2 separate regions of the Homo sapiens genome follow, and region 1 is linked to region 2. A link is a loop called in an ENCODE intact Hi-C map of the cell type or tissue named here. Cell type or tissue: CD4-positive, alpha-beta T cell. All regions are shown on one strand. Links, peaks and the distances in the headings refer to the core of each region. The heading gives the core; the rest is flanking DNA. Region 1 overlaps EFL1 (elongation factor like GTPase 1). Region 2 has its middle 27 kb from the start of CFAP161.

Region 1 (13,944 bases), core at 4,730-12,729, 1.1 Mb before region 2:
TGAATATAGCTTTCCCTGCCTTCGTTTAAATGCATTTGCTGCAACTTTCAGAACAGTGTTAAATAGTGGTGCAATAAGAATCTTTGTTTCATTTGTTAAGTTAGAGGAATTTATATATACATGTTATCTATATATGTTATATGTGTGTGTGTATATATATATATATATATATACACACACATAAATATATATATATGTTACCTTGAGATTAGGGTTAGTTTTTTATAATGAAAAGGAAGTATCCTCCTTTTTCTGTTTACTAGGTTAATTTTTAAAATGTGGGTAGATAATGAGATTTATCAAATGGTCTTTTCTACATCTTTCAGGTGACACATACGAGGGTTTTATTTTGGATCCTCTTATGCCATGAATCATATTAACACATTTCCTAATATTAAGCCAGTTTTTATTTCTGGAATACAGTATTAGGTGAGTGTATTTCAAGTATATTATTGAGCAGTGAACTCAGTTTGTCAGTAGTTTAGTAAAACGTTTATATTTGTAAGTTTGGTCTGTAGTTTTTTGTGTATATTTGTATTTGTGGAGTTTTGATATCAGCATTATATTAGGTGCATGAAACAAATCACAAATTAGGGGATGGTTTTTATTGTTCTCTAGTCTGTTTAAATGGCATAGCAATTTTCTGGTCCCTAAAATTTTGGATATTAGCACCCATGAAGTCAGCTATATTTGGTTAGTTGTTAATTGTTATTGTCCCTTTCAGGTTCTTTTTACTGTTTCTTATGTCAGTTTTGGTACTTTATGCTCATAGGTAATCAGATTGACTATCCAGTTTATTTGTAATGGAGACCAGTGTTAATACTGATTATATTCATGACAATAATTAACATCAGTTAGAGCTTACTATGTGCTAGAAATTATACTAAATATTCGGAAGTGATTATCTTCTTTATTCCCTGCCAAATGAGATACATACATTTCACAGATGGGAAAATTGACACAAAGATTAAGTAACTTTCCTTGATCCCATAATAATATTTATTAAGATGGGATATTTACTTCTGTATCTGTAGTTATTTAATATGTTTCCATATTACTTGAGTTTTTTTCCTTTTCTCTTGATGTCTTATTGATGACTTGTTACATTGTATCTTTCCTTCTGCCCTTAAATAACCCATTCTTTATATACTACAATTCTTCTAATATATTATGTATCATCTTTAAGTCTTGGTTCCTGCTTATCATAGATGACTTTATATTTTAATTTTCTAATTGAGATTTGGTTTGTTTTTTTCTCAAAGGAAATCATTTATGGTCTGAATCTTAGTATAATTTGGAATGAATTTCTTTTATTTGATATGCTATATTCTCTTTATCATATTTTTATGTGTACTCTAATTCAATGCTTTGCGACTAGTGGATTACAGTTGCCTTTTACAGATGTGACAAGCCACTGATTTCTTTAGCTCTTGAAGCTGCTGAGCAGGTTATGGGAAGGTGGGAGTCCCCTTGTCTATCACCCAGATCAGATTGTTAGCATACAGGTTGATAAAATGCTTATTTTACAACTTAAGATGTGTCTGTTAATTCTCATTTTCACTGTCTGAAGTAACTGGCAATGACTATATAAGTTCTTTTGAACACATAGATTAATACAGCTTCATAATCTAATAACTGTTTATCTACTAATAAGCCCATTGCTGCCATAGATATTGTATAAGAACAAAGGATTATTTGATGGGAATTCTCTTCCCCTCCATCTTCAAAGAGTATATTCCTCTTTTACTCTTAAATGACATTTAACAATGTAGAGGCCAGATAATTAGGGAAGATGAAATGAGAGATAATTGGAACAGTTTTTGTTGAAATTTGTCAGTTAAAGAAAGGAGCAAAATGGGTTAACAGTTTGAAGGAATAGTTGAGTCAAAGGAGTGTGTTTGTGTGTGTGTGTGTGTGTGTATTTACTGGAGTTTGATTATACTTGTTGTATCAGTGGAAAATAGGTAGGAAAAGAGGAAAGATAAAAGATGCAATGAAAAACTTAAATGGTCAATAATACAAGGTTTATAGTCTCTTCCAACTCAACAATGTAGAAAACATAGCCATCTGTTAAGAAGGAAGGTTTTGGACAGAATAAGATTCTGAAAACTGGTAGATGCATGGAAAAGCCACAACGAGCATTTGCTAGCAAATCATTAGATTATACCTTGACTAAATTGGACGGTAATGAGGTTCTGGGAAGAAGTGGAGATGGGTAGTCCAGTGAGCATTGCATAGACATTGAAATATAAGACTGTCTTGAGTAAAGTGCCAGAGGGACTATAGGCTATTCATGATTTGGGGCTTCCCTAGTTACAAGCTTGGAGGAAATGCTCGTGAGACCATCTTCTCTCAAGCATTAGGTCCTCTTGCTTCCTGTTGGGAAAGAGGGGACAGTCTCCCCTGCCATAGAGCCACCTCCTGCAAACTCAGCTGATAGGCTTGTTGCAGTTTTCTTCATTTCCATCTGTGGTTTTGGCCCTACTAATCCTATTTCAGGTACAGTAGTTGAAAAAGTGAACAATTGTATTTAGAACTTGCACATAATAATGAATAGACTGCAGATCATATTCTCTTCCAAAGATATGCTGGAAACATACTTCGTGAGTTGAGTATTTATCAGCATAGTTGTCATGCCAACACTGGGCAGGCCAGAGAGGCCAGAGCCTGGAATTTAGCTAAACTAATAAGACACTAGCAGGTCAAATGTCAGATATAGGAAGGAGGAAAGAGTAGGTGGGCGGTAATGAGCCAAGCAAAGGTCATGCTCAAGGAACAGATAGTGAGACATTTGACCTCTATTCTTAGTATTTTTGGCACATGACAGAATGGAGAAATAATTTGACATTTATATGGTTTCATGCAGGTTAGGAAGATATCCTTGATGGTTCACACAATAGTCTTTTGGTTGATAAGTTCAGATTTGATTTTTTCCAACAGAAAAGCAAGTGATTGTCAAAAGGGCTTTGAAGAAGGTGGAAATATACTCTCTTACGCCCATAAATTGATATAGTCTGATTGGAGTGCAAGTTGTAAGACAGGGGTAAATTGGTTAAGTAGATTTTTTTTTTTTGATTTCCAAAAGGAAAGGTATTTTTTAAAGACTATGAAGATAGCTTGGGGGAAAGGTGATTTTCAGTTATAACAGTAAGTATGAATTTTGAGTAGTGGCAGTTATTATAAAGACTTGGCAGGTCTTTCGGTCTTTCCAGAAAATGTAAAGTATATGATTAGGAGAAAGGTGATACTGGATAGAGAAACATGTTTCTAGTATGACCTGAAACATGACATGTGGCAGACATTAGATGTGAAGTAATCAAGGAAATGCATTTTAAAATCTCGGTGAAATGTCCTTTCATAACCATTAAAATGACAAAAATGTTAAAATCTGACAGTGTTCTGTGTTACAGATATGGAGCAGTTCAAACATTTGTAAACTGTTGTTGTAAATTGATACAACCACTTGAAAAAATACTTGACAACAGGATGTAGCAATCCCACTTCTAGGTGTGTATCTTAGAGGAGCTTTAAGTACACTCTTAAAGAGACAAGTACAAGGATATTTATAGTAGCACTGTTTATGAAAGCAGAAAAAGGGACACACCCTAAATATCCATTGGCAGAAGAATAGATAAGTAGATTATGGTGCACAATGGAATATTATACATTCGTGAAGATGAATGAAGTACATTATATGTATCAACTTCAGTCAGTCTCACAAATAGAATTAATTTTAAAAACAAGCAAGTTGCAGACCACTTATATAAAGGTTAAAAACATGTGGCCAGGCGCGGTGGCTCACGCCTGTAATCCCAACACTTTGGGAGGCCAAGGGGGAGTGAGTGGATCACGAGGTTGGGAGTTCAAGACCAGCCTGGCCAACATGATGAAACCCTGTCTCTACTAAAAATACAAAAATTTGCCGGGCGTGGTGGTGGGCACCTATAATCCCACCTACTCCGGAGGCTGAGGCAGAGAATTGCTTGAACCCGGAAGGCAGAGGTTGCAGTGAGCCAAGATTGCGCCACACGCCACTGCACTCCAGCTTGGGCGACAGAGCGAGACTCCGTCTCAAAAAAACCCAAAAAACAAAACATGTACATGCCATATATTGTTTAAGAACAGATATATATGCAATAAAAAATAAATAAATGCACAGAGAAATAAACAGTAAGTACAAGTTAATGGTTGTCTTGAGAGAGGACATGACTGAGGAGAAATACACAAGTATTAGTTAAGGTCTGTTTCTTAAGATGAGTAGTGGACCTATATTGTCTGTTTTAGTTTTCTTTTACCTGTTTTTATATCTTAAATATTAACGAGTTTTTTCTTCAAAAAGTTAGGGAACAGTCTGGGCGTGGTGGGTCACGCCTGTAATCCCAGCATTATGGGAGACTGAGGTGGGTGGATCACAAGGTCAGGAGTTAAGAGACCAGCCTGGCCAACATGGTGAAACCTCATTTCTACTAAAAATGCAAAAATTAGCCAGGTGTGGTGGAACATGCCTGTAACCCCAGCTACTCGGGAGGCTGAGGCGGGAGAATCACTTGAAACCGGGAGGCGGAGGTTACAGTGAACTGAGATCGCACCATTGTACTTCAGCCTGGACGACAGAGCAAGACTCCGTCTCAAAAAAAAAAAAAAATTAGGGAACACTATTAATATCTTTCCTTGAGTTTGCTGGTGGTGTCTTGTAGAATTTATCCCATATAATTGAGTAGAGAGGTAAAAAGTGTTTAATTTGGAAATAGAATATTTTGGGTTAAAATTCTAGTTCAGCTAACTTTTAAGCCTTGTAGCCCTGGGCAACAGGCCTCTCTGATCTTCTCTTCAACCTCTCTGATCCTCTCTTCTGCCTCACCGATCCTTGGTTTCTTATTTGTGAGCTGAGGATCATGGAAGGCAGCTCCGAAGATCCTGTGGGATGATGCACATTATTTCATTTCAAAAAAATATCAAAAAGCAAAATGTCAATTAAGCAACATAATTGTTATCACTGATTTCCTTGGGAAATATTATAATTAACAAATAGACCTCCAAAGTCACACATAAAGAAAGAAAATGATAAGTGAAGCACTTAATTATGAAGATTAAAGAATGCTTTCCCCTTTTAAAAAATGTCATTTATTTAAATGCAATTTTTTTTAATCCAAAGAATTTAAGTAGGCTACTAAAAAAAATAGGAAAAGAGTACTTTTCTGGGGGAAAAGTACTCTTTTGTTCTAGTGAAGTTGATCTGAAAGACGTCGTCCAGCAATATATGTAGAAAAGAAATCAGATTCACTGTCTGTTGCTGAAACTCTGACTTTCCCTCTCCATTCTTATTCAGTGTTGCAAAGATTCAAAACTTTTTGATAGCTTTTAAGAGGAAGTTTGAAATAGCAGAGGTGATAGAGGGAATTAGTTTTTCTGAGAACCAAGGCAAAAGGAGTGAATCCTTAAAACTCCTGAATTGTCAACATTGATGTTGGAGCCCCACTCCAGATTCGGGTTGGAGTGTGACTCCGCAAGTAGACATTTTGGAGAAGGAGGAGTGGCTGATGCAGAACCTGTGGCTTAAAGTAGGAGGAGGGAGAGAGTTTTCTACTGGGAGGCATATGTATTAATACAAGCTTACAGACAAAGTGGAGAAGGAAACAGTAGTAACCATATTGTCCCAGATTCTTCTCTGACAAGCCATATGCCTGTTCAACAAAGCCATTAGCTGTGTGGGGTAGATTCAGAGTGAAAGTTTGAGTTCTTTTTTTTTTTTTTTTTTTTTGCAAGAAGTTATTAACTATAAAAATGGGCATATGTTCTTCTAAAATGATATTCTGACAAAATAATGGTTCACAAATACAAAGCAGCCCACACAATTGCAGTATAATTTGTTTTATTAAAATAAAAGGATATATTTATTCTTTTAAGATATCGTTTACAAGGAAAATCCTCAACTGAACCTCCAGAATTATGTTAAGAGCAGTAGGGGTTGCAAGCACGTAGATTCTTCCCTGGAACACAATATATTATGGTCTTTTAAAAAACACTTGGCCTTTTTCTGGTTTTATACATAGAGTGAGGAGAGTTAGTTATCTTTGCTTAGGGAAGAAAGTCCCCCTCTCCTTTGTAGATGAGCACAGAGCTTTTACCTTCCTAACACCCAGACCTGCTGATTTAGAGAGGACTAACTGCAAATTCCCTAAGGACTGGGCCTCCCAAATCTTCACACTTAATTATTCCTGGTGAAGATCTCTTGAGTGTTCAATGTATATTGGTTGAATGCATGAATCAATTAATCACTTAATACGCTTAGGCGAGGGAATACATGAGCAGCCAGAAGCTATTTAGTGTTCATCATTTATTTTCTTCAAAGTTTAAAATATTCTCAGGCAGCCTTGGCAACATAGTGGGACCCCGTTTCTACAAACAATAGAAAAATAAAAAAACAGGCATGGTGGCACTTGCATGTAGTCTCAGCTACCCAGGTGGAAGATTGCTTGAGCCCAAGAGGTTGGAGCTACAGTGAGCTGTGATCGTGCCACTGCACCCTGGCCTGGGTGACAGAGTGGAACACTGTCTTAAAAAAAAAATTCTCAAGTACATAAGGGAGATAGAAAGTATAGAAATATTTCTTTAGAAGTGAATACATTGGCTTTTCAGTATAAATCTACTGGAATTTTAGGTGAAAGCAAAATACTTTCTTGGTCTGAACATTTCTTATTAAAGAATATCAGAGTAGTGATGTTTTAATGTGTTCGGATTATTCAACTCCCAGAGCCAAGATGATGTTATCACTGGGGATTTTTTGTTTAGCTCAGATAGTACACTGAAACTAACTGGTTCTTCCTGCCCTCACTGTGTTCTGGGAGGCTCCCAGGTATGTCCTGGACTGAAAAAGGTGAGGCCATTTGATGTTAAGAGAAGCAGAAATATTCTGAGTATCTTTCTGTTCTTTTCTCTGTGCCATGGTCCAGTCAACAGGAGGGGAGAACATTGTCCCAGGCTTTTGTAAAGCCAAGATTACCCCCCAGAAGCTGCTTGGAGCCGGTTTCCAGTCTCCTGAGCTAAGGTTGCTGCCAAGGGAAGGCAAGACTCAATTGCCTCTGCCTAAAGTTGTTATTTTGTATAGTATTCTCATAGGTGTGCTGTATAGACTTAAGCTCCACTACTGCTTTCCCTCTTTTTTAAAAAAATTCTCTTATTTTCTACCATTTATTTTGGCATTTGTACTCTTCCTTGTGTTTTTCTTTGAATGTTTTACGTTCTATAACTCTCATGTGCCTGGCTAAGCCTTTCTAGGGCATGACCCAGGTAATGCATAAGCTTGGGTATTCAGGTTTGTTTTTTTCCCGATGCATAGGTGTTGTGCCAGCACAGTATATCAAATAAACTTGCCCCTGCCCCTGCTTCCTTCCCCGCTGTTTCACTACCACGTTTCCCATACAACTGTAGTTTGTTTCTGGATGCTGTTTTCTATTCTGCTGTATTTGCAAGCCTGTATTGTTTGATTTTGAGGGTATCAATAATTCATTTTTGAATCTGGTTCTGTCACTTTTAGCTTTAATAATTGGGGGCTATTTTTAAACATTTATTCTATATAAACTTGAAATGATTTTATCTCCTGCGATACATTAAATGTCTATGTTAAGACATCTTATTTACAGAAGTAAATTATGACCACTCTTTTACTGTAAAGGTAATTATATAGAAAAAGCTAAGCAAGTTGCCTTCCTAGGGCTGATTCCTACAGGTGTTATCGGTGTATTCTTCCAGACTTCTATCTATGCATAATACATGCATACATAGTAAGAAATAAATTCATGTGTGTGAATTTAAATAAGTTCACTAGGGAGCTAAAGCTGGGACTGCAGCTTAAACCCAGCATTATGTTGTTCTGGTTTCTTTATTATTACCAAATAAATGATTTGAAACAGTTAAAATTATCCCAGCACTAGTTTCTTTTGAGGGAGTAGCCTTTTCCATTTTCATACAAGGTCTTATTTTGCGGGCCGCAGTCCTAGCTGTCTCCAATTGAGCCAGAAGGCAGCAGCCAGAACTACTTTTGCCTGAGGGTCTTCCCTGAGACAAAGACTTATGCCCTTGGCCTTCTTACTCTCGGATATTTGTGAAGCCCAGGATCTCTCTCTCTTTCTCTCTCTCTCTTTCTCAACTTCTGGAGCAACCAACTGCTATCTTAGTGTCATAAGTTAATTCTAATATACCTGGGTGGCCTTTAATCTAGTTCCATTTTTCAAAGTTTTTGGCTTTTGGATAAGACCTTTTCCTGCATTGACATAGCCTCTCCCTAATTTTATCTGTTTTTGGACTTGGGATTTGGAGGTGGAAGGATGTGAGAGAGGGAGGAAGGAATATAAGGTGTCTTTCATAAGCCTTCCTTTCTCAGGATCCAAAGATTTTTAAAAAGAAAAAAAGCAGGTTTTGTTTTTTTTTAATGCAGTGAACTATTTTTTCCTCTGAAAAGTGAAATCTTTATTGGCTTAATTTTATATCCTAATCATTTACTCACATTTATTTTGTGCTTACTATATGTTTGGTTCTATATTGATCACTAGGTTAGGTTTCTCATACTGGGTGCTTAGTCTTCCAAATTATTTGTAGGTGCTTCACAGTTTTGATCGCAAACTAGTAAATAAGGCATCCTCTGGTTGGAGAAACAGCACTGGATTTTACCAGTGGGACCTCTGGCAAGTTGGCCACTTTGTGGGAATTTCCAGACCTGAAACTGCATCTGCATAGAAGGAAGTTGAGGTAGATGAATCTCTATGGCCTTCCTTTCTCTCCTGGTTGGTTTTCCAGGACCCTTCCTCACCTTTTCCACTGTCCATGTCTTGGGTTTTCCTGTATTTCTTAGTTACGTTGCTGTTTTCAGTACCCTCTGTGCCCTCTTCTCTATCTGTGGGTTGCTTTAAGTGACATTCAGACAGCCAGAGGTCCAGAGGCCATTTGACATAGAGGAATTCCATCCTTCCAAAGATCTCTTCTCATAAGCAGGAGTTTTTTGTTTTTTAAACAAAACAAAATAGTTATCCTGATTGGATCCATGAGGACTAGCTCACTTGGCTGTGCCTCGGGAGAGGTCCAGAATGGCTTTCTTGGACTTGAACGAGCTCAGAAGCATTGGCACTTTCTCGTTTACACTGGCCTTGATTTTGGGTAGAGACTGAGCAGGCCGAAGTCCCCTCTCTGAAGCCATCATGGGATGATGGTAAAAGGCATCTGCAATGTTCCAGCTCTAGCAGGGTCACAACTGCACTGAGATGAACACAAGGGGGCAGCCTTTCCCACAGATTTTCATCAAATCACAGAGAAACAGAGTGCAATTTCAATGTCAGCGCATGCATGAGCCTGTGCTCTGTCCACACCAGTGCCCATGTGTAAAACGTGTAGCCTGTAACTGTTTATAAAGGGCCTTAGGGTTAACGGCATATGAATGCTCAGTAGATTTTGTGCTTTACTGTGCTACAGTTTCGTTAACACAACCCAGGACTTCTCATTGTAGGTTATAGACTATATCCCCCTGCCTAGCCCAGAGTCTTACACATGGCAGGCAGGCAGGTTGGCAGGCAGGGCAGGCAGCAGGTAGGCAGGCAGGCAGGCACTTTTTATTACTGGAGGCTTAGAGATGACTGAATCATTAATATAGAGGAGTTGAAATTGATTTAGCCTGCTGTTTCAACCTGAAGAATGACTTCAAAGCAGGCATTTAAATTTATTTTGGCCCTTTTTTTCATTCTCTTGCCCCTCCTACCCCTCTTCCAACTACTAAAGGCATTGTTTCAACTGTATATATTTTCTCTATTTTTGTTTTCTCTTCATCTTGGAAATTGAGTTATGACACCTTTGGTTGTTTCTAGTTGGAAAAAAGCATTATTATGAAAATATATGCTGTTTAGTGAGCAATGAAGCAGAATATAAAATATCACTAATATCCTGAACCCCCATGCAATTAGAAGCACATTGTCACTAGTTTTGTTTTATGTTTCCCAGATGACTGTTAATTTAGCAGTTCAGCACATAATTGCATTGATGATCATATTTCTAAGGATTTGAGTCTATTGATTCAAGTGTAGAATTGAAGTAAAAGTTGTTATTCCTTCACTGTTGTATCTGAATTTGTTTTATTATTTGACTCTATAATGACTGGAAGAAATCAGATATGCTTGGAAATCAAAGGTAAATTTTCTGTCCCCTGGGAATAGGGGTGGAAAGGAAAGAGGAACATTTTTTTTAGCTCTAAACAAAATGAGCAATTAGTAGATTTATTGTATAATAGTTGTTTTTCTTCAAAACCACAAGCCTTCAATTTTCTAAAATGACAATAGTAAATTTTCACTTTCTAAACAGTTTACATAATCAGTTTCACTATATTTGCATATATTTTGTTAACTGATACTAACAATGATGCCACAATTTTTTTTTTTTTTTTTTAAGTTGGAGTTTTGCTCTGTCGCCCAAGCTGGAGTGCAATGGTGCAATCTCGGCTCACTGCAATCTCTGACTCCTGGGTTGAAACGATTCTCCTGCCTCAGCCTTCTGAGTAGCTGGGATTATAGGCACCCACCACCATGCCCGGCTAATTTTTGTATTTTTAGTAGAGACAGGGTTTCACTATGTTGGCCAGGCTGGTCTCGAACTCCTGACCTCGTGATCCGCCCGCCTTGGCCTCCCAAAGTGCTGGGATTACAGGCGAGAGCCACCGCTCCCGGCCGAAGCCACAATTATTAATGCACTTGAAAGATATATCAAATTAGATTTAACCAACGTTTATTTAGTACCAACTGCATGCCAGGTGTTCACTGAGTCAGTTTTGTTTGTTTTCTTACTTAAGCCTTGAAACAAACTTTAGTGGTAAATTTCTCTTCATTTTGCATATTAAAAAACTGAAAGGATTTTGACTTGCTCAGCAAATTACACTATCCCAGCCATTGCTTATTAGCTATAATTTTATTTTCTGTGTAGTTGTATAGCTGAGATTATTTGAAACACTGTTACTGATTCTTCTCACTTACTATGATTATTAAAAATGAAAATATGCTCTAATGATTTTTGATACTCTGCATATAGAACCCTTGAGTTTCATAGGTTCTGTAGGCCCTTTCTCCTATAAATAATCTGAGACTCACAGAGAGGCTGGGTCTCCTCCAAGCTTGGGCAGCTGATAGTTTGAGAGTTGATCTAGAACCCGGGTCTTTCCCTTTGTAAGGGGCAAAACCACTGGAAAGGACAGGCAGAGAAATAGCTGGGCTCCTCAAAAGGAAGAGAGAAGCTGACAGTGAGGATTCGTCAGTTCTGCTCAGTTTGGAAAGAGACCCTTCACTGTCTGCTTCTTCTGACCTCCCTATGCTTCAGTTCTCAGCACTCCTGAATATACCACGATTTTCATGCCTCTGTGTCTCGGTACACGCTGTCTCTTCTCCTCAAGTGTTCTTTCTCCCTTCATTGCCAGCTAAATGTCACCGCCTCTTGGAAGCCTTCCCCAACTGCGTCAGACAGATACATCTGGCTCTTTCCTTTCTTTGAGTTCCTGTACTTCTTTTAATAGATCTCCCTTAGAACATTGATTCCTTTACATTGTTTGTGTTTTCAGTTAGTGTCTCGGAGCTCCTGGGGCAAGGGTCCTCATTCTTTAGGCATATCTCTGATGTTGAGCCTGGGTGCACTTTACTAGGATGCATGTTCAAGTGTGGGTGGGAATGAATAAATGAATGACTGTGTGCTCCCCTCCCAGGTGCTGCTTCTGAGCACAGAAATGGAATAGAAGTTTGAGCAGGAGGAAAATGGAGTCTGTGGAAGTTCTAGGAGATATTCTTACAGTTACTCATTAGTTTGTTGGCGTTTAGCTTCTAGGTTACATATGGGAAACTTGAGGGACAGCAAATCACAAAGAGAGACTGGAGGTCCAGCTTATTAGGAAACTTGAGTTTCTAGGATGTGGCCACCAGCTTGTGTACATCTTCGTTGATTCTCATGTTCACTGTGTTCCCCAAGAATTAATTTCTCCCAAGGGCCTACATCAGTTTAGAGTAGGCAACGAGGTTGGGTGTGTGTTTTTCATTAGTAGATATATTAATCTGCCCAGACATGAGATACACTAGCACGGTTTACAGCCTGAAAACACAGCTCTAAGAGTTTGTGGGTAACAGAACATTAGTCTTACTTAGGTCTTTCTAAATATCTTCACTCCTCAGAGTAACTTTGAGTGTTTTCTGGATTTGAGTTTGGCTCATTAAAGTCTGATTTCTACATAATTCAGATACATCCAGAGTTTTTTGGATAATACATTTGAAAAATTTCCCCTTATGAGGTTAGACAAGTTTATAACCGAAACCAAGTTCATTAAACCTATGCTAAAATATAAAATTGTCTTTAAGAAAAGCCCAAACAGGTAGAAAGTGACAGTTTATTAGTAAAATTATAACAATAATTTGAATGTATTGATATTGAACGCTACGTGATATAAAAATACATTATTTCCCAAGGTCACAAGTCATTACCAAGTTTAAGTTTATTTTAAAATATAGCAGATCCATAGTTTTGTTCTTTGTATTCATCATAGAATCTTTCTGTGTATCCTATTTTGTTTTCTTTGCCTCATTGATTACAAGATTCCGAAAACATTGACTACTAGATTTTGTGGAAAAGTAGAGAAGCTGAGCATTTGAACCCACTAACTTCATCTATCTTTTTGAGTAAAGCAAGCTATTTATTTTCATAACTAGGGAGGCCTTACAACGTGGGTTGCTGAGGACATCCTGTTTATGCCTGTCATCTTGGAGAAGTTATTAATAGTGTCGCCTTTCACCGTTTAAAATCGTAGCTCGGATGATAAGTTCTATGTGGTCACCCTTATTATCACTGATATATTCTGTCCTTGATTATTTTATGCTTTGATTTTAATAATTCTGTAAGTGCATTTTTGACTATACTTTTCTGCATTTTTAAATTCTCATGTTTTGGAAGGTATATCCTATTTTATTTCTATTAGTAGCTGCTTTTTGTGTTTTTCAGATCATTCTTTAAATGTAAGTCAGTACTGAAATGTTCTCCTTTGTGTCCTAGCAATTTAAGACTTAGACATTACAAGTTCTTTGAGAATGGCGCCGGATTCATTTTTGTGTCTCTGGCAGTATTTAGTAATCTGCTTTGCACAAAATACTCAAGAAATATTTATGGAATGAATCTTAGGAAGCAGTTTGGTTTTATCAAAATGAAGAGCGAAATTTGGTCTAGTCTAGAATGGTATAGATACCTCCCGATAAAGGAACTGGGATTGTGCTTGGGCTGAAGATCCAGTCCGCCCAATGGCACTACTGACCAAACCCAGCTGTGGAAAAGATTTCAATGATCTGTTTTAAACTCACCTAGGGACTCCCAAGTGAGTCTTCAGTAAAGTCTTCTTCAATTAAAGTTCTTTCTCTAAGATTACACTACTGCTAAGTATAAAGACAAAGGAATTTTCCAGTGCCAAGCAAAGACAGACAGAGAGTAGCCTGGTTCAGCCACTGTGGCTGCTCACCGTGTTAGCGACAGCACTGTTTTCCAGAATGAGGAGAGTGAAGGCGGCGAGTTGGGTGGGAGAGCCCAAATGCAACAATAGTTTGCACGGCATGTAAAGAGTTCTTGAAAGAGGTTGAAGATTTTTGTAAGCACATTCAATTGATTGAGCCATGTGTATTTCCAAATAATAGATTTGTCCTCTTAATTTAAAGGAGACATATAATAGAAAGCTAGGTGTAGTCCCTAACAGTCAATCACTTACGAGCCAGAGGAGGGAAGAATGACCTTTTTCAGAATTTAAGTTGCAAAATACACCTTGTCCTCTGATAGGCAGTTTACAGTGCCTGACAAAATGAGTCATCTTTTTGTTTTGCCAAATTTTACTCTAGCTAAGTGCCTCCAAGCTTAGGCAAAATAAAGACAAGTTAACTGTTCTTAAATGTAATA
Region 2 (16,961 bases), core at 5,450-13,449:
TTCCCTATAGTCATTTGATTCATTCAATTAATTGTCTTTAAGCCTAGATTCTGGTTGAGGTGGGAGTATTGCTTGAGCCCAGGAGCTCGCAATCAGCCTGGGCAACATAGTGAAACCCTGTCTCTGTTAAAAAAAAAAAAAAAAAATTAATTAGCTAGGCACAGTGGTACCTGCTGTAGTCCCAGCTACTTGGGAGGCTGACCATAAGAGATCACTTGAGCTTGAGAGATTGAGGTTGCAGTGAGAGGCAATGACTCCACTGCACTCCAGCTGCAGTGACAGAGTGAGCCCTGTCTCAAAACAAATGAAAAACAAAAGCCTAGGTTCTAGCTGAAACCCATTATGCAAACTAGAATTTTGTCATATAATTATTAATTTTTACTTTGTATTTTCCCTTTTTAAACTTTGGATCTGTTATTTATTAAATGTCTTCAGAAGTACGAAATAATACTGGCTCAGCACTTTGACATAATTGCAAAATTGAGCTTAGTAATGGATTCTAGCAGACTTGACTTAAAGCCACTTCCTCCAACCTTCCTCTTTACGCAAATGTAGCTAAAAGGGTTTTGACACTGACTACTAGTGACCAATTACCCCCCTCCACTGCTCCCAGTGTGACACAAGACCAACCACTGGAACAGGTTCATCCCAGCATCCAGAGACATCAAAACCTAACTACAGGTTGATTGTTCAGTGATGCTTTTGGAAAAAGATATTGATCAAAAACGGGAAATGTGAAAGTTATCAGAATCAAAATGGAGTCACTAATGCTAAAAAAAGAAAAAATTCCCTGACAAGTAGAGCCAGAGAAGGCCATGAAGAAAGAGTTTTCATGCTTGTATGCCTGATAATAAAAAAGACTGCACAAACCACAACCTTGCACAAAAGTCGTCACAAACTTATACAAAAAATCCTTCTGCAAAAACATCTTCCCAACAACTGCCTGTCCCACCTTGGACTTGGCATCACCCTTGTTATCGATCTTTTTAGCCAAGGATAATTGTTTCAAAACAATTATGCAATCCTCATTTTTTTTATTTTAAAAACCCTTGCGCCTGTAATCCTAGGACTTTGGGAGGCCGAGGTGGGCGGATCACAAGGTCAGGAGATAGAGACCATCCTGACCAACATGGTGAAACCCTGTCTCTACTAAAAATACAAAAAATTAGCTGGGCGTGGTGGTGGGTGCCTGCAGTCCCAGCTACTCGGGAGGCTGAGGCAGGAGAATGACGTGAACCCGGGAGGCGGAGCTTGCAGTGAGCCGAGATCGCGCCACTGCACTCCAGCCTGGGCGACAGAGCGAGACTCCGTCTTAAAACAAACAAACAAACAAAAACCCTCGTCTTCCTCTACCTCCATGAATATGCACTTAGTTTACTATGACATGCATATTCCCATTGCGATGTTCTATCCCCAAACATACATCTTTTCTTTCAGAGAGCCTCTCTCTGTTTGTTTAGATTGACATGTGAAAGAAGAGTCAATCAATGTGGCAAACTTCTTTGTTGTGTTATTTTAAGAAATTGCCATAGCCACCCTAATCAACCCCCACCCTCAACAGTCAGCAGCCAACAACAGCAAGGCAAGATCCTCCACTATCATAAAGATTACAACTCACTGAAAGCCCAAATGGCTCTAAGCATTTTTTAGCAGTAAACTATTTTTAAATTAAGATATGTACATTTTTTAGACATAAAGCCATTGAACACTTAATAGACCACAGTATAGTGTAAGTATAAATGTTTATATGCACTGGGAAAACAAAAATCTATGTGACTCACTTTAATGCAATATATGCTTCAGTGCAGCAGTCTGGAAACAAACCCACGTTATCTCTGAGGTATGCCTGTATGTTGTAGCAGCTCTGTCTATTTTTTCTCCATGCCCAGGGCTCATTGTTTTTGTTTGCTTGTTTGCTAGTATATTTGTTTGGCAACTGTGGTATTATAAGAAACATATTTGGTTTTTCTTCTTTGTTCTTGGCACAGAGCTCCTAAAACCCTTGGAATTTCCTGAATGATGAGAATGTCTTTTGTTATTCATAATAAGCTCCTTTTGATCACACTGAATTTATACGAATCAGGTAACTTAGGGTGGAGCCCTTAGATAGCCTCGTGATGGGACTGGCCACCAGAAGGACCAAGTGATTCGAGAGTGGAGACTTTTAGCTCCACTGACCCAGCTCCAAGAAGAAAGGTGAGGGGCTGGAGATTAAGCTCTGAGAGAACTCTTGAACAATAAATGTTGATGTGCTCCTGGGCTGGTGAACACATCGAGGTGCTGGGAAGGTGGCACCCAGAAAAGTCATGGAAGCTCTGCACCCCTTTCCTCACTCCTTACCCTATGCATCTCTTCCATTTGGCTGTTACTGAGTTGTATCCTTTATAACATCCTTTGTAATAAATCAGTAAACGCAGAGTACTTTCCTGGCTCTATGAGTCATTCTAGCAAATAATTGAACTTGAGGAGGGGGCCATGGGAACTCCTGATTTTACAGCCAGAAGTATGGGTGGCCCAGGACTTGCACTTGGCATCTGAAGTGAAGGCAGTCTTGTAAAACCGAACGCTTTTAGCCTGTGAAATCTGACACTAACTCCAGGTAGTTAATGTCAGAGTGGAATTTAATTGTTGGACACCCAGTTGGTGTCTGGAGAATCAATAATTGGTTGTTAGTGTTGGAAAACACTCCAGTGACCTTGGCTAGACTAGTTTGCTGAAGTCTATTTCCTGGACACTGTGCAGTCTCTGGTGTTACTCATTAGAGGGCACAGACTTGGGCATGAGCAGAGTCCCTTGACTCCCCAAATGAATCTTAACAAGATAAACAAAGTAACATAAAGAATCATCTCACAACTTACAACGCAGATGAATTTAAAAGCCAGGTGATAATAAAATAATAAATATGCAAGGGATTTTTTAAATTCTCCTTTTATTACTTTTTACTCTTTTTATCATAAAATATTCATTTTACATGTGATTATATCAAGTTTTAAATTTACATTCCTCAAAAACTCTCAAAGCCAAGATTAAAACAGAAATGCACTCATACATTATTGGATGCTGTGCAATTTACTCAGTATTACTTAGCAATAAATATCCCCTTAAAATCAGGCCACCACTCACCTCGCTTTAAAAGTATTATTTTGACATAAACTAGCTATATACTAGAAAACTTAATTTGCTATTGTTTTCTTTTTTATGATTTATGTATTTATTTTAGGGTCTCAGGTACATTAAATTGGATTATGACACACTCTCAGCAGTGGTCCTCTAGTTATTTAGCCGGTTATTTTTAAATAATGTAATAAGCACTTGTAAACCTATAACCCCAAAATAAAAGCTAAGATCTTGATAATAATCTACATCTAAATATAAGAGTCTTTCATTCCCCATCCCTCCCTACCTCCAGCCAAGGTAACCATCTCCTAAATCCTGTGTTCATTATCCACTTGCTTTTCTTTTTATATAGTTTTATTATACCTATATGTAATCTCAAAATTATGTTTTAATTTTAAGTTCATAAAGATATAACATGCTCTATGTATTGTTTTCATTATTTGATGAAGCTCTTGGGAAAATTTAATTGGAGCCTTTCATTACTTGTAAAACATCTGGCAGGAAAGAAAAGTGAAAGAAAAACTTGGGAATAATCATTTTTAGAAAAGAGAAGTGGGACAAAATTCAGATATTAGGAAAGATAAATACAGGCTATTGTCTTACTTTCCATAGTTCGGAAAGTTTAAAAGTTCTTGTTGGATGACAAATGTAAGTCATCACAGTGTAGTAAAGAAAAAAAAAAAACAGATTGAAGCTCCTTTCACTCGGCTTGCGCAAGTATTTTTGTCTCTGAGCCTCAGCATCTTCATCATTAAAAACAGATTAAAGATATTACTGGTAACTCTCGGGAAAGTATTTCCAAAATAATCTGCAATATGTTAATAGGTGTGAAAGGGGAAAGGGTTCTATGGTCAAATAAATTTGAGAAATGCTGAGTTAAATAGGTTTCTTGATTGCAGATCTTCTCAGATCCTTGAATTAATGGCCTGCACTATAAATCTACAAAATGGCAATAATCCATACAACACTTCCTAAGCTAATTTCAACATCAAATCCTTTTCTTTAGAATCACCTTTTAAAACTGCTATTTAAGGAACAATGACTCAGAGACTTTTTGAAACTTAAATGACATAATAATAGAAATGATGAATAGGATTTGGACATGCAGATGCAAGAACAGAGGTAAGCACTTTCCAGGCAGAGGAAGGAGGATGAGGCCAAGCACAGAAGCAAGAAAGCAAGGGCCAGGAGGGACACAGGGTGATGAGAGGCAGAGGGGAGATGATGGGAAAGTACCTTCAGCATCGAGGCAAGAGTTGGTGGTTTTCTTCTGCAAGTAGTGGAGAGCCCCTGAAACTTTCAGAAGAGGAAATTGACAAGGGACAGAGAGTAGAGCTTTCGGAAGGTTGCTGGGGCTACAGGCCATTGCCTGGATTTAAAGCAGACAGGCCAGGGTAGGGGGTCAGGAAGCCTAGTTAAAGATAGCCCCAGGAGAGGTGATGCCGTGTGCTGACTTAAGCAGTGGCAGCGGGGATAAGGAGGTGGAACTAAATAAGAAAAGAATCAAAAGTGATATTGTCAGGTCTTGGAAAAATGACACTGCAATGGGCAAATCCTTTCAATTGTTCATTCAACCAAAATTCACTGTGCGTCAAGCACTGTGCTCAGCCTTCTGGATGCAGTGGGAAATAAGATACTCATGGTCCCCGCCTTTGTGGAGAGTCAGAAGGAGAAGACTGTTCTGAACAAGTAGTTACATGTGTAAGGTGTGTTGCCGAAGGGTCAGTACAGGGAGGATTTCTCTGAAAGGAATTCAGCAATGTTTTCCCACTAAATAACAGTCCTTTGAAAAAGCAGACAGGATATTGAAAATAATCCAGTTTAACAGAACTACATAATCATTTTTTAATAGCTCATCTGATCAAAGGCACGTATTCCTATTCTCTGCAAAGAACATAGAGTGATGTCTCTACATAGAAAGGGTCTCCTAGTCTTTTTTGTCTCCATCTATTTTTGCCTTCAGCTTCTAGCAGACCCCTGGGGGAAAGAATATCACACCAACAATGCACCTTTGCTTCTCCGCAGCCCAGCATGGCCACCAGAGCCCAGCATTCGTCCCCAGGAACAGGACTATGAGCCTAAGGTCTTGCATCCCCTTTTTAGTGCCCTTGATCATCTGGTGGTCAGTCTCCAGTCCCCTTCCACCGAAGCTGACCACTTGGGTAATATGCCTGCTTATACTATGAAATCCTGAGAGCGGAAGAGATTTCTTACTATTTACTTTCTCCACTGGCTTCTAAAAAGGGAAACCCTTTTGTAGTTAACACTCTGGTGGGTATGGGAATGCCGGCATGGACCCAGAGTAGTGTTTAGTCTCAGTCTGCCTAAGAGAGTGAAAAGAAATGAAGTTTCCCATCTGTGGTGATGCATTCTCCAGAAGCACCCAGAGGCAAGGGTGACCAGGAGAACAGCACCCTCCTGGAAATTCACAGATATCCTGGGGAGGGTTTCAGACTTCTAAGTGGCATAAAGGGGATGGAGGGAGTGGGGGGCTTCAAGTCATTTATTCTAGATATCAAAAAACATAGAGACCTTTAACTGATATTTTCGTTATAGGAGGATGCTGTCCTTCAAAATCACCAGAAAATTTTTTAAATTTTTGCCCCCTTTTAAGCAGGGGAGACTTCTTTTAAACAAAAGCAAGACAGAATTCAATTACATAAAACAAATATGAGAGGTCTTCAAAAAGTTCATGGAAGACACATCTTATGAAAAAACTATACATGGATTTAAAAAAATTTTGCACCAAAACAAACTCACACTAACCTGTACTGAATGTCTGAACAGGATCTATTTTGAGGCACTAAGAAGGATAAGACATCAGTTTGCAAAGATCTCGTATCAGAGCTACATGGATTCTGCTAAAATTGGACCAAGAACAAACATCAAATTTATGCAGAAATTTGGGTGGAAAAATGGTGAAATCACTGATGCTTTATGAAAGTTTATGGTAATAATGCCCCAAAGAAATCAGCAGTTTAAAAATGAATAATTAATTTTAATAAGGGATGAGGCAATGTTGAAGATGAAGCCTGCAGTGGTAGACCATCCACATCAATTTGGAAGGAAAAATATTATCTTCTTTATGCCCTGATTAAAGAGAATTGACATTAACAGTAGAAACAATAACCAACATCATAGACATCTCAATTGGTAACTTACGCAATTCTTTTTTGAGATAAGGTCTTACCCTGTCATCTAGGTTGGGGTGCCATGGTGCAATCATAGGTCATCACAGCCTCAAACTCCTGGACTCCAGTGATCCTCCTGCCTCAGCCTCCTGAATAGCTGGGACTACAGGCATACACCACCACACCCAGCTAATTTTTAAATTTTTTGTAGAGACAGGGTCTTACTATGTTGCCCAGGCTGGAGCACATACAATTCTAACCGAAAAAAGCAAAGTTGAACAAACTTTCTACTTGATGGGTGCCAAAACCATTGTGCCCAGCTCAGCTGCAGACAAGAGCACAGCTTTCAATGGAACTTTTAAACAAGGGGGATTAAGATCCTGAAGCATTTCTTTGAAGAACTGCAACAGGAGATGAAATATGGCTTTGCCAGTATGATCCTGAAGACAAAGCACAATCAAAGCAATGGCTACCAAGAGGTGGAAGTGGCCCAGTCAAAGCAATAGTGGACCAGTCAAGAGCAAAAGTCATGGCAAGAGTTTTTTGGGATGCTCAAGGCATTTTTCTTGTTGACTTTCTGGAGGACCAAAGAATGATAACATCTGTTCATTATAAGAGTGTTTTGAGAAAGTTAGCCAGAGCATGAGCAGATAAACACCCAGGAGAGCTTCACTGGAGAGCCCTTCTCCACCGTGACAATGCTCCTGCTCACTCCTCTTATCATACATGGGCAATTTTGTGAGAGTTTCAATGGGAAATCATTAGGCATCCACCTTACAGTCCTGATTTGGCTCCTTCTGACCTCTTTTTGTTTCCGAATCTTGAAAAACTTTTAAAGGAAACCCTTTTTTCTTCAGTTAATAATGTAAAAAAGACAGCATTGACATGGTTAAATTCCCAGGAACCTCAATTCTTTACAGCTGGACTAAATGGCTGGTAACATTGCTTACAAAAGTGTCTTGAATATGATGGAGGTTATGTTGAGAAATAAAGCTTATATTTTTTATTTTTACCTTTTAATTACATTTTCCCAAGAACTTTTGAAGTTGCCTCACAGATTTAAAAAGGGTGGTCTTATGATAGACTCAAAGGGTGAGTTGGGGCCAAAACTTCCACCTTGCCCCACCAGAGGGCCCTAAGAATCTGTAGAGCATAGATTGAAAACCACCGATCTAGTTTGGCCCTTCTAATTTTACAGCTGAGAAAATAAAAGCCCAGAGTGGGTCCAAACCCTTGAGGACCACAAGCCCCTCAGGAGGAAGAGCAGGGGCTAGAATTAATGTCACTTGACTTTTTGTCCAGGGCCTTTTCTACTTCCTACCCCTTATCTGGCCACAACTGTGGGAACACTCATCTGATTCTCATTGACCCATTCATCTCCTGTTGCTGGTTGGGAAAAAAAAAAAATGCTGGCCCTTATGGCTTCAGAAAAATATAAATAAAAGCATTTCACATATTGAATATAAGATTCAGAATGCAACAAGAATGAATCTGTTTGGGTCCATTTCTATTTTTCTGCAATTTAAAAGTCAGCAATTATAAAAGGTTTGGAAGCAATGCAATTATTCACTTACAGTACAATAGGGTAAAGTTAAGAAAGAGACCATTTCCAGGAACTTAAAGATACTGGATGAATGTGCACAGAAGGGTATCAAGGCAGACTCATTTCCCCAAACCGTCAGCTTCTCCGGTTCCCTTAAGCTGATGGGAGAAGATAGGGTGTGTCTCAGTTTCACAGACGAGGAAACGGAAGTGCAGAGATAGTATGGGAAAACATAAGTTAACATGGGAGTCAGAACTAAAACCCACCATCAAAAAAAAAAAATGTGATAAGAGGGGAGGAAAGGAGAAAGAAAACATTGAAAAATAAAGCCTTCCTCATGTGTTCATAGCATTTGTGGGTCTCAGACCATGTTTATACACATCAGTTTTATTTGGGTACTTCCGTTACAAGAGGTTAGAAAATAATTCAATATTATATGACCAGCTCTGTTTATTTATTTTATTTTATTTTATTTATTTGAGACTGAGTTTCACTCTTGTTGCCCAGGCTGGAGTGCAATGGCATGATCTCGGCTCGCCACAACCTCCGCCTCCTGGGTTCAAGCAATTCTCCTGCCTCAGCCTCCTGAGTAGCTGGGATTACAGGCACACGCCACTACACCTGGCTAATTTTGTATTTTTAGGAGAGATGGGGTTTCTCCACGTTGGCCAGGCTGGTCTCAAAGTCCCGACCTCAGGTGATCCGCCCACCCCGGCCTCCCAAAGTGGTGGGATTACAGGCATGAGCCACTGTGCCCAGCCTCTGTAATTTAAATCACAGGCTTTGGAGTCAGATATTCTCAATCCAAATGGCAGAACCAAGCACTCACCTGCTGTGTAAACCTTGGGTGGAATCACAGTCTATGACTTAGTTGCCTCATCTGTAAAATGGAGAAATAACCTCACTCACGTTATATGATGAGTGTGGATATGTATGTAAGATGACGTGTGTGACACATTGGCACAGTACCTAGGACACAGTGAGTACTCGGTAAATACTACTGCTTATTATTATGAAAAGTCTGACAGCAGACCAAGAATGGGAACCAGTTTTCTGCTCAAATTCCTCCAGGCACCTCATTCAGCAGATGTTTGCAGGTTTTAGATAGTCGCATTGGGCTTGTTTTTTGTTTTGGTTGGTTTGAAACAGGGTCTTGCTGTATTTAGGCTGGAGTGTCATAGTGTGATCACAGCTCACTGTAGCCTTGCACTCCTTGGCTCAAGCAATCCTCCCACCTCAGCCTCCTGAGAAGCTAGTACTATAGGTGCACACCATCACGCCCGGCTAATTTTTAAATATTTTGTAGAAATGGGGTCTTGCTATGTAGCTCAAGCTGGTCTTGAACTCCTGGGCTCAAGTGATCCACCCGCCTCGGCCTCCCAAAGTCCTGGGATTACAGGCTTGAGCCACCACACAGCCACACTGGGCTGTTTCTCATGCTCAAAAGTAATGTCTCATCCAGAAGAAATGTTTAGGACAAGGGCTTCCCTGACCTTTGAAAGAGCGTGTTTAATTTCATAATTGGGCAAGTGTGCCCTCATGTGGCAATTCGTGGGTACAGCTTCTGATTTGTGACTAGAAAAATGATGCAGTGACAGCAAGGTGTTCTCCAGGCTCAGTTCAGAAGACTCCAGTTTACAAGTGGGTCTCTGATTCCAAAGGGAGTTGTAAACCTTTGCTTCTGGAACTAATGATACATCTTCTCTCACTGTAATAAACACCGAGGTTAAAAGCCAGCCGGGCACGGTGGCTCATGCCTGTAATCCCAGCACTTTGGGAGGCCGAGGTAGGCGGATCATGAGGTCAGGAGATCGAGACCATCCTGGTTAACACGGTGAAACCCCGTCAGTCTGATGTCGGAAGCCTATTAAATTATTGTCTACTTGCAATAGTCTTAGGTTTCACTCCTGCAAATAATCCTGTTTCACATTATGTTCTAAAAATATCAAAATCCTTGAGACTCCCCCAAACTATGTCTTTCTTGCCCTTGCTTTTAACTCTATTTGAATTTACTTTCTCAAGACCCTTCTTCTCCGTGTGATTTCTACTCATCTATCAAGACCATCTTAGAAGTCATCTCCCTCAGCAACATCCCCAGCCCAGATTAAGCTGTCTGCTACTCCCTGGTTCTCATGACACTTTGCATTTTCTCTGCAAATCCCTATTATGGGCAATTTTTCTTAGCAATGAGCAACTTGGACTAGTGTAAGCCCCATAAAGACAGGGGTCTTTTTGTTTCATCGACATAGCCTTAGCCCCAGCGACAATGCCTGATAGACAAGGGGATATTTGAAAGCACCTGCCACATCAGTGAATTGTTCAGTTTCTTTTTCACACTCCTGGGACCATCTGTAGTACAGTACAAACACTCATATTATCATAAATTTTATTCACTGGAAATACACAGCTACCCATCCTCCAAAACCTGTGTTTGCACATCACGTGGACTTAATAATCTTCTGCCTGCGTCAGCCTTCAAATGCCTGTCCATCTGGATCTCATAGCAGCCCGGAAGTGTTAATACATTAGTCATGAGCTGCTGCAATAGGCAGGTCTCAGTTTCCCCAGAATTGCAGGAAACCCTCCTCTATTTGTCTCAGATAAGTTGCTATCCCTCCACTTCTGCCAACCAACCTCTCCAGTGGCCACTGACTGCTTGGCTCAGAAGCTGAGGTGGGAGAATTGCTTGAGCCTGGCAGGTCAAGGCTGCAGTGAGCTGTGATTGGGCCACTGCACTCCAGCCTGGGTGACACAGTGAGACCCCGTCTCAGAAAAGAAAGAAGAGAAGGAGTGAGGGAAGAATGGAGGAAGGGAAGAAGGAAGGAAGGAGGGAAGGAGGAAAAGAAGGAAGGAGGGAAGGAGGGAAGAAAAGAAGAAGGAAAGGAAAGAAAGGAAGAAAGGAAGGAAAAGAAAGGAAGGAAAAAAGAAAAAGAAAGAAAGAGAAAGAGGAAGGAGAGAGAGAGAGAAAGAAAGAGGGGGGAGGGTGGGGGAGAAAGGAGGAGGGGGAGTGAGGGAGGAAAAAAGGAAGGGAGGGAGGAAGGAAGGGAGGGAGGGAGGGAGGGAGGGGAGGGGGGAGAAAGGTATGGGGGAGAAAGGAAGGGAGGGAGGGAGGGAAAAGAAAAGAAAGACAAAAAATTGAGGTGACACAGCTACAAGACAGGGAACATCAAGGATCGCCAGAAGCTGCCAGAAGAGGCATGGAACAGATTCTCCCTCAGAGTCACCGGAAGGAACCAACCCTGCCAAAATCTTGGTAACAGGTTTCTGGCCTCTAGAACCATAGGAGAATATATTTCCCTTGTTTTAACCCACCAAGTTTGTGGCAATTTCTTACAGCAGCCCTAGAAAACCAACATGCCATATAAATAGCAAACTAGAGAATATCATATACAGTAGGTGCCATTTATGTAAAATTTTATACCCATGTATAGAAGCCTACAGGGATGCCTGGAAGAATGTTTTCCAGATTGGGATTGGAAATAACCTCTGACTAGTGGCATTTGGGATGATTTTTCCACACTTTCAGATTGGAATAACTTAAGACTTAGATATAAGATATTTGGAAAGAATTCTTTTATATATTTCCTCAGCCTGTGAGATCCAAATGCAATCTTTCTAGAACCTTCCAAATAAGATCAAAAGGATGCCTTGTAACTCCCTTGGATACCATATCCCTTTGGCACAGCCTAAGTCCCACTCATGGGAGAGGATACCTTCCTTGCAGCTCCTTGTGGAATACTTGCTGTCTTTAAAGTAGCTGCCAGAACTTTGGCCCGCTCCTGTTCAGTTCAGACGACCTGGGTAAGGCCTAGGAAGCAGTCCCTACTGCCCCATGCTCACTGTCACAGCTTTCTAGTCTCTTCCCAGCTTCACTGCACTAGAGGGAAAATTGAAGGCGAAAACTGAAGTTGGCTAAAAGCTCCTGTCTGTGGATGCCTCCTGGCAGCATTTGACTGAACCAGTCCCTGTTTTCCATGCTGAATTCTACTGCTACTTTCTCTGCCTTGCAGAAAAAAATTTTGATTTTCATTACTTAATTAGAAGGCTGCCCATTCTTTTTCTTTAGTGGAAAAGCACTTGACAACCAGCTCCATCACTTATTAGCTCTGTCACCTTTGAGCAGTTTTTGTTCTCCTCTCTGTGCCTCTATTTTCCCATCTGGAAAATGGGGATAGTAATTATTTAGGGAAAAACTCTCTGAAATCATGTTTTTCCTCACCTCTCATACCACCACAATAACCATCAACATAGAAGAGGACATCTGTGACCAAACATGAGGGGGTTTTCCCCCATTCACCAAGCAGCGGACACCAGCTAGGTGCCCTCCAATTCATTCCAACACTATTTATCCGGAGATAGTGTCAGAACCCATGGACTGAGGACTCAGTTCCCAAGACTACCCCTCAAGCCAGATACCAGTTGCAAGTTCAGACCTCCAGAGCATGTGACCTTCTGGCTTCAAGTTGGGATTCCCATAATCCCCTCTAGGTTTGAGATTTGCTGGAGCAGCTCACAGAACTCAGGTAAACACAGGTAGTAGCTTATTATACTGAGTACTGCAAGGGATACAGGTGAAGAAATGCATATGGCGAGCTATGGGGGACGGGACGCGGCGCTTCCATGCCCTTCCTGGGCACACCACCCTCCAGGAACCTCCAGGTGGTCAGCTATTCTATTCATAAGCTCCCCAAATTCACAGTCCTCTTGGGTTTTTTTTGTTTTCCTCTTGAGTTTTTATGGAAGGTTCATAAGGTCCCCAATCCTTTCTCCAGGATATAGGGTGGGATCCTCCCTGGGGAGGATCTTGAGACTCCAATCAGAAGGGTGGGGAAAGACTAGAGTCCTGCCTTGGGGCAAGTGAAAGGAGGGCAGGAGATTCTGTTTCCTGAGGCCAAACACATCCAGCATTATAACAAAAGCCTGTAACTTGTGTTATGGGAGTTATGAGCCAGGAATCATAGATGAAAACCAGTCTTTATCACAACACTACAGTAATACTATCTATTTTGTTCACTTACTGCAACAAGTAAATGAGTTAATGAGTTAATACATATAAATTTGACGTGAGCAGTGCCAGGCTCATACTAAGTGCTCAATAAAAGTTGCCCATCATCACCATCATCATCATCATCATCATGTGCTTCCTCGGTCTTCTCTTTCTCCAGCGGCTGCCCTTCAGTGAGGCTAAGATATTTGGTCTTTCAACCCAGGTACATTTTAAAGGCTTGTCTGGCAGACTCTCCAAAATCCTCCTTTATTATCAATCTTTTGGATGTTCTATGTCTATAAAACTTCCTCATTGATTCAACCCCATAGATCAAATTCTTCCCTTCCAAATTAATACCCAACGTAATGATCCAACATCAACTACATTTCTTGTCCTATCATCTGTCCTGGCATGTGAGTCCTGGGGCTTGAGGTATCTGCAAGCTAAGCCGGTGTCTCTTTGGGTTTGCCTGCCACAGATACCAGCCTGCCCTCTGCAGAAGAAATACACATATCTATAAAATATCTGTGGCTTACTTTTTAATTTTTTTGAAACAGGATCTCATTCTGTTGCCCAGGCTGGAGGGCAGTGATGCAATCACAGCTCACTGCAGCCTTCACCTCCTGGACTCAAGCAACCCTTCTACCTCTGCCTCTGAAGTAGCTGAAATGATGTGCACCACCACGTCAACTAATTTTTTATTTTTTTTTTTGTAGAGACAGAAGTCTTGCTATGTTGCCCAGTCTGGTCTTGAACTCCTGGGCTCAAGCAATCTCCCGGCCTTGGCCTCCCAAAGTGCTGGGATTATAGGTGTGAGCCACAGCACTGGGCCCTGTGACCCACTTCTATGACTGGATTTACATAACACTCTGCATAGATCACCTCCCCTTGAATTTTCTGCAAAAGGTCTTGTGCTGGAACTGGCCTAGAAAACGTGAACGTGGCCTGGTCCTGATACGTTCTCAGACCCAGCCCTCACCCAGCAGCTCAGGGACCTAGATCAGAACCACTCTTTTCCTGATCCTCTCCTTGTGTGAGAATATTCTGAGCACAATTGCTATTTGTGCTGAACAAATTTGCACTACTTGGCACCATTCTCCTAACAGTTTGGCTGCCACATGATAGAGCCACTCTTTGGCTCAATTCCAGGGAATGATGAAATTCAATAACAACTAAATGCCAATCTCAGTTCAATATTACAGATGGTACTTGCCGTCTCCAAGTGTACCCTCAGAGCTACACCTTTTGTCCTGGAAGAGGGTGGTGGTGTAGTCTGCAGTGAGGTAGTGAGGTCAGTTGGCCAGGCACATGATTAGATTCCTGGAGAATGTCAGACAACCATCCTGATTCTGAGTTTGGGGGGATGTCATTGCAATCAAACAGCATTGCAAAGCATCCCTGCCAGAGGACAACAGCAAGTAGAGACACTGACAGAGCACCTGGGGGCCAGCTCCACAGGAATTGTCCCTGACACTGTGGGCTGGACTTCAGTCTGACATCACTAGATGCACTGGCTGGCTCTTTGAGTGTTAATGCATTGTTATACTTCCATGCTGGTCGGCAAAGAGCTATTGCCCAGAGCCTCCTGCATGCTCCCTACTATAATAACATTCCCAGCCTCTCCCTCTCAGATCACTCACGAATCACCCCACCACCACCACCATCTTTTTTTTTTTTTTTTTTTTTTTTTTGAGACAGAGTCTTACTCTGTCACCCAGGCTGGAGTGCTGTGGTGTGATCTCAGCTCACTGCAACCTCCACCTCCCGGGTTCAAGTGATTATCCCGCCTCAGCCTCCCAAGTAGCCGGGATTACAGGTGCCTGCCACCACACCCAGCTAATTTTTGTATTTTTAATAGAGTCAGGGTTTCACCATGTTGGCCAGGCTGGTCTCAAACTCCTGACCTCAGGTGATCCAATAGACTCAGCCTCCCAAAGTGCTGGGATGACAGGCCACGGCACCCAGCCACCACCACCACCTTTATTTAACAAAGGGTAAATATTTGGCACAAGAGGGGCTTCTAGGCCTCTGCCTCAACACTACCTCTGCCTATTCCTGATTAGTCAGGGCAGGTTGTTAAATATTTCCATTGCCAACCTTGCCAGGACCCATTCACAGAAGGAAGGCTGGATTGATCAGAAATGAGATGTGGAATGTTTGCCCCAGTAAAGCAGCATTATCAAAAACAAAACCAAGCATACACATCTAGGGATTTTCTAAACTCCTTCCTCAAGCCAGCCAAGTTGGTGGCCAAGTTATTGAACTAGTAACACAGACTTAACCAGCCAGCCCTCTACCTGGAGGAAAATGAGAGGAGCTACTAGCATGCAGGAGGACAAATCCAGTGAGGACCAAAGGATGACACAAAGACATATTCTGGGGCCAGGCATGGTGGCTCACTCCTGTAATCCTAGCACTTTGGGAGGCCAAGGCAGGAGGATTGCCTGAACCCAGGAGTTCTAGAACAGCCTGGCCAACATGGCGAGCCTGTGTCTCTTAAAAAAAAAAAAAAAGAGAGAGAGAGAGGAAAAGGAAATACCTGGCCAACTTAAACCTCTTTTTGTTAAGAATGAGAATTCTTAAGAGATAAAAAGTAGATAATTTTTTTATTTCAAGGATAAAGGAAGATGCCTATTATTATCTAGGCATGTAGAAAATTGTAGGCAATGGAAGAAAAATGGAGCTAGCCTCAGTGTACTCCAGCAGCTACATAAAATTCTGAGGGGGAAAGTTTGCAAAGCAAGATTTCAAACCCCAAGAAGTCATCCATTGTTCATTATTTAAAGCAATAGAAAGACACTCTAAGGTATCTGTAAGGTCTCAATATGCCTCTGCCGTACCTTTCCATAAAAATACTATGCAGTTGATCTGTACGTCAAAATAAAGAACTCTATAATAGAAGACTGTATTACAGTAGGACAGATAATCAGCACTGAAATAATTTAAACTTAGAACTAAGATGAAATAAGTATTATGAATACAGTTTCAAAATAATGCAGATGTTAAATAATTCTTGGAGAAAAAAAATACATCAGTATGGTAACGAGCATTAAACTTTGTCAAAAGTCCCAGACTATACCAAAAACCTGGGATGCAGACAGGCAGAGAAGGTGGAAGAAGTTTTAAGTGGAAATTTTCTCCTCTTATAACACTTATTGAGTGTTTGCAAACTGCTTTAAATGCCGTACATGTATTATCTTATGTACTTTAATACTCATGCATCTATGAGGCAAAGATCATTCCTATTTTATAGGTGATGAAACAAATGGACGGAAGCTAATTACTTGTATAAATATAGGGAAAAAAAACCTTTGGAAATATACGTGAGGAGGAAGATAGTAGGAGAGGAAGATTTACCTACCTTTAGGTCTAATAAAACAGATTTAAAATAAAATAAGCACTTAGAAAATTTAAATACTAGAATTAATATGCTTGATTTAATATATATTTAGCCTCTCTAACCTGCAGTTTCCTCATCTATAAAAAAGGGATGGGACTTCCTTCCTGTTGTAATGTTCTAAGGGTAGTAAAAGGATGCTTCATCTCAACAGACAACCCTGCATGTTGGGGCTATTTGTTGAGCTTTTGGAAATTCCAGAGCATAATTTCTAGGAGCTGAGCTGTTCATCCCAGAATTCTGGACTCAATCCAAGGAAAGGACCAAAATTCCCCTTTGCTTTCAATTGCAGAACTGACCTGCGCTCCTGAGTTCCAGTGGCATGGAGTGTTCTGGGAGGGGCAGCTGGGATTCTGCCCATGGTCGAGGACAGTACTGGAAGTCTGGCAGGAATTCTTCATTGACACATGAATGAGAGCGGGTGCCCTTGGTGCTGACTCTTAGCTGGAAACCCTCTTCTTCCTCCTCGGGCTAAGCACGCCCCCTTTGGGGTAAAGGATTGGGCAGGGCTCCTCTCTGGTGTCTGCTCCTGGAGATAAGTCCTTGATGACTCTCTGCAGCCTCCCATTCGGGAGATAAATTTCCGATTTGGGAGGAAATCACACACCCCGCCCCATGCCCCAACAGGAGTTGCTACATCTCCCATCCCTCTGCAACGGTGGGAAGTGACTACACCCACCCTTCCCCAACCCTGGGGGATTCCAGAATTTGAAAGTTCAGAGCTGGAAAGATAAACATCACTGCATATCCCTCACTCCCTCAATTGTTTCTCTTCAGGAACAGAAA

What was found. A loop is a pair of places that touch in the nucleus more often than their neighbours do. Peaks named below come from ENCODE experiments on the same cell type or tissue, not always from the same donor. Only the 100,000 strongest peaks of a DNase experiment are listed, where the experiment ranks them.
Region 1: a loop joins it to region 2, with 24 times the contacts of the local background. A loop is called at or near these places in 2 of 110 quality-filtered maps.

What each region holds. Positions count from the first base shown.
Region 1 is chr15:82,193,516-82,207,459 of GRCh38, reverse strand. All of the region lies in intron 15 of EFL1 (elongation factor like GTPase 1), which reads left to right. Among named protein-coding and RNA genes, the nearest start is that of EFL1, 62 kb to the left of the region's middle. RefSeq lists an enhancer at 9,141-9,200. In CD4-positive, alpha-beta T cell, for the core only: a CTCF peak has its summit at 9,250 (motif pointing right); a DNase peak (open chromatin) is centred at 9,269.
Region 2 is chr15:81,099,035-81,115,995 of GRCh38, reverse strand. It overlaps a transcript of CFAP161 not described here. Among named protein-coding and RNA genes, the nearest start is that of CFAP161, 27 kb to the left of the region's middle. RefSeq lists an enhancer at 4,232-4,391. In CD4-positive, alpha-beta T cell, for the core only: CTCF peaks have their summits at 7,359 (motif pointing right), 9,087 and 9,325 (motif pointing left); a DNase peak (open chromatin) is centred at 9,325; H3K27me3 peaks cover 703 bases.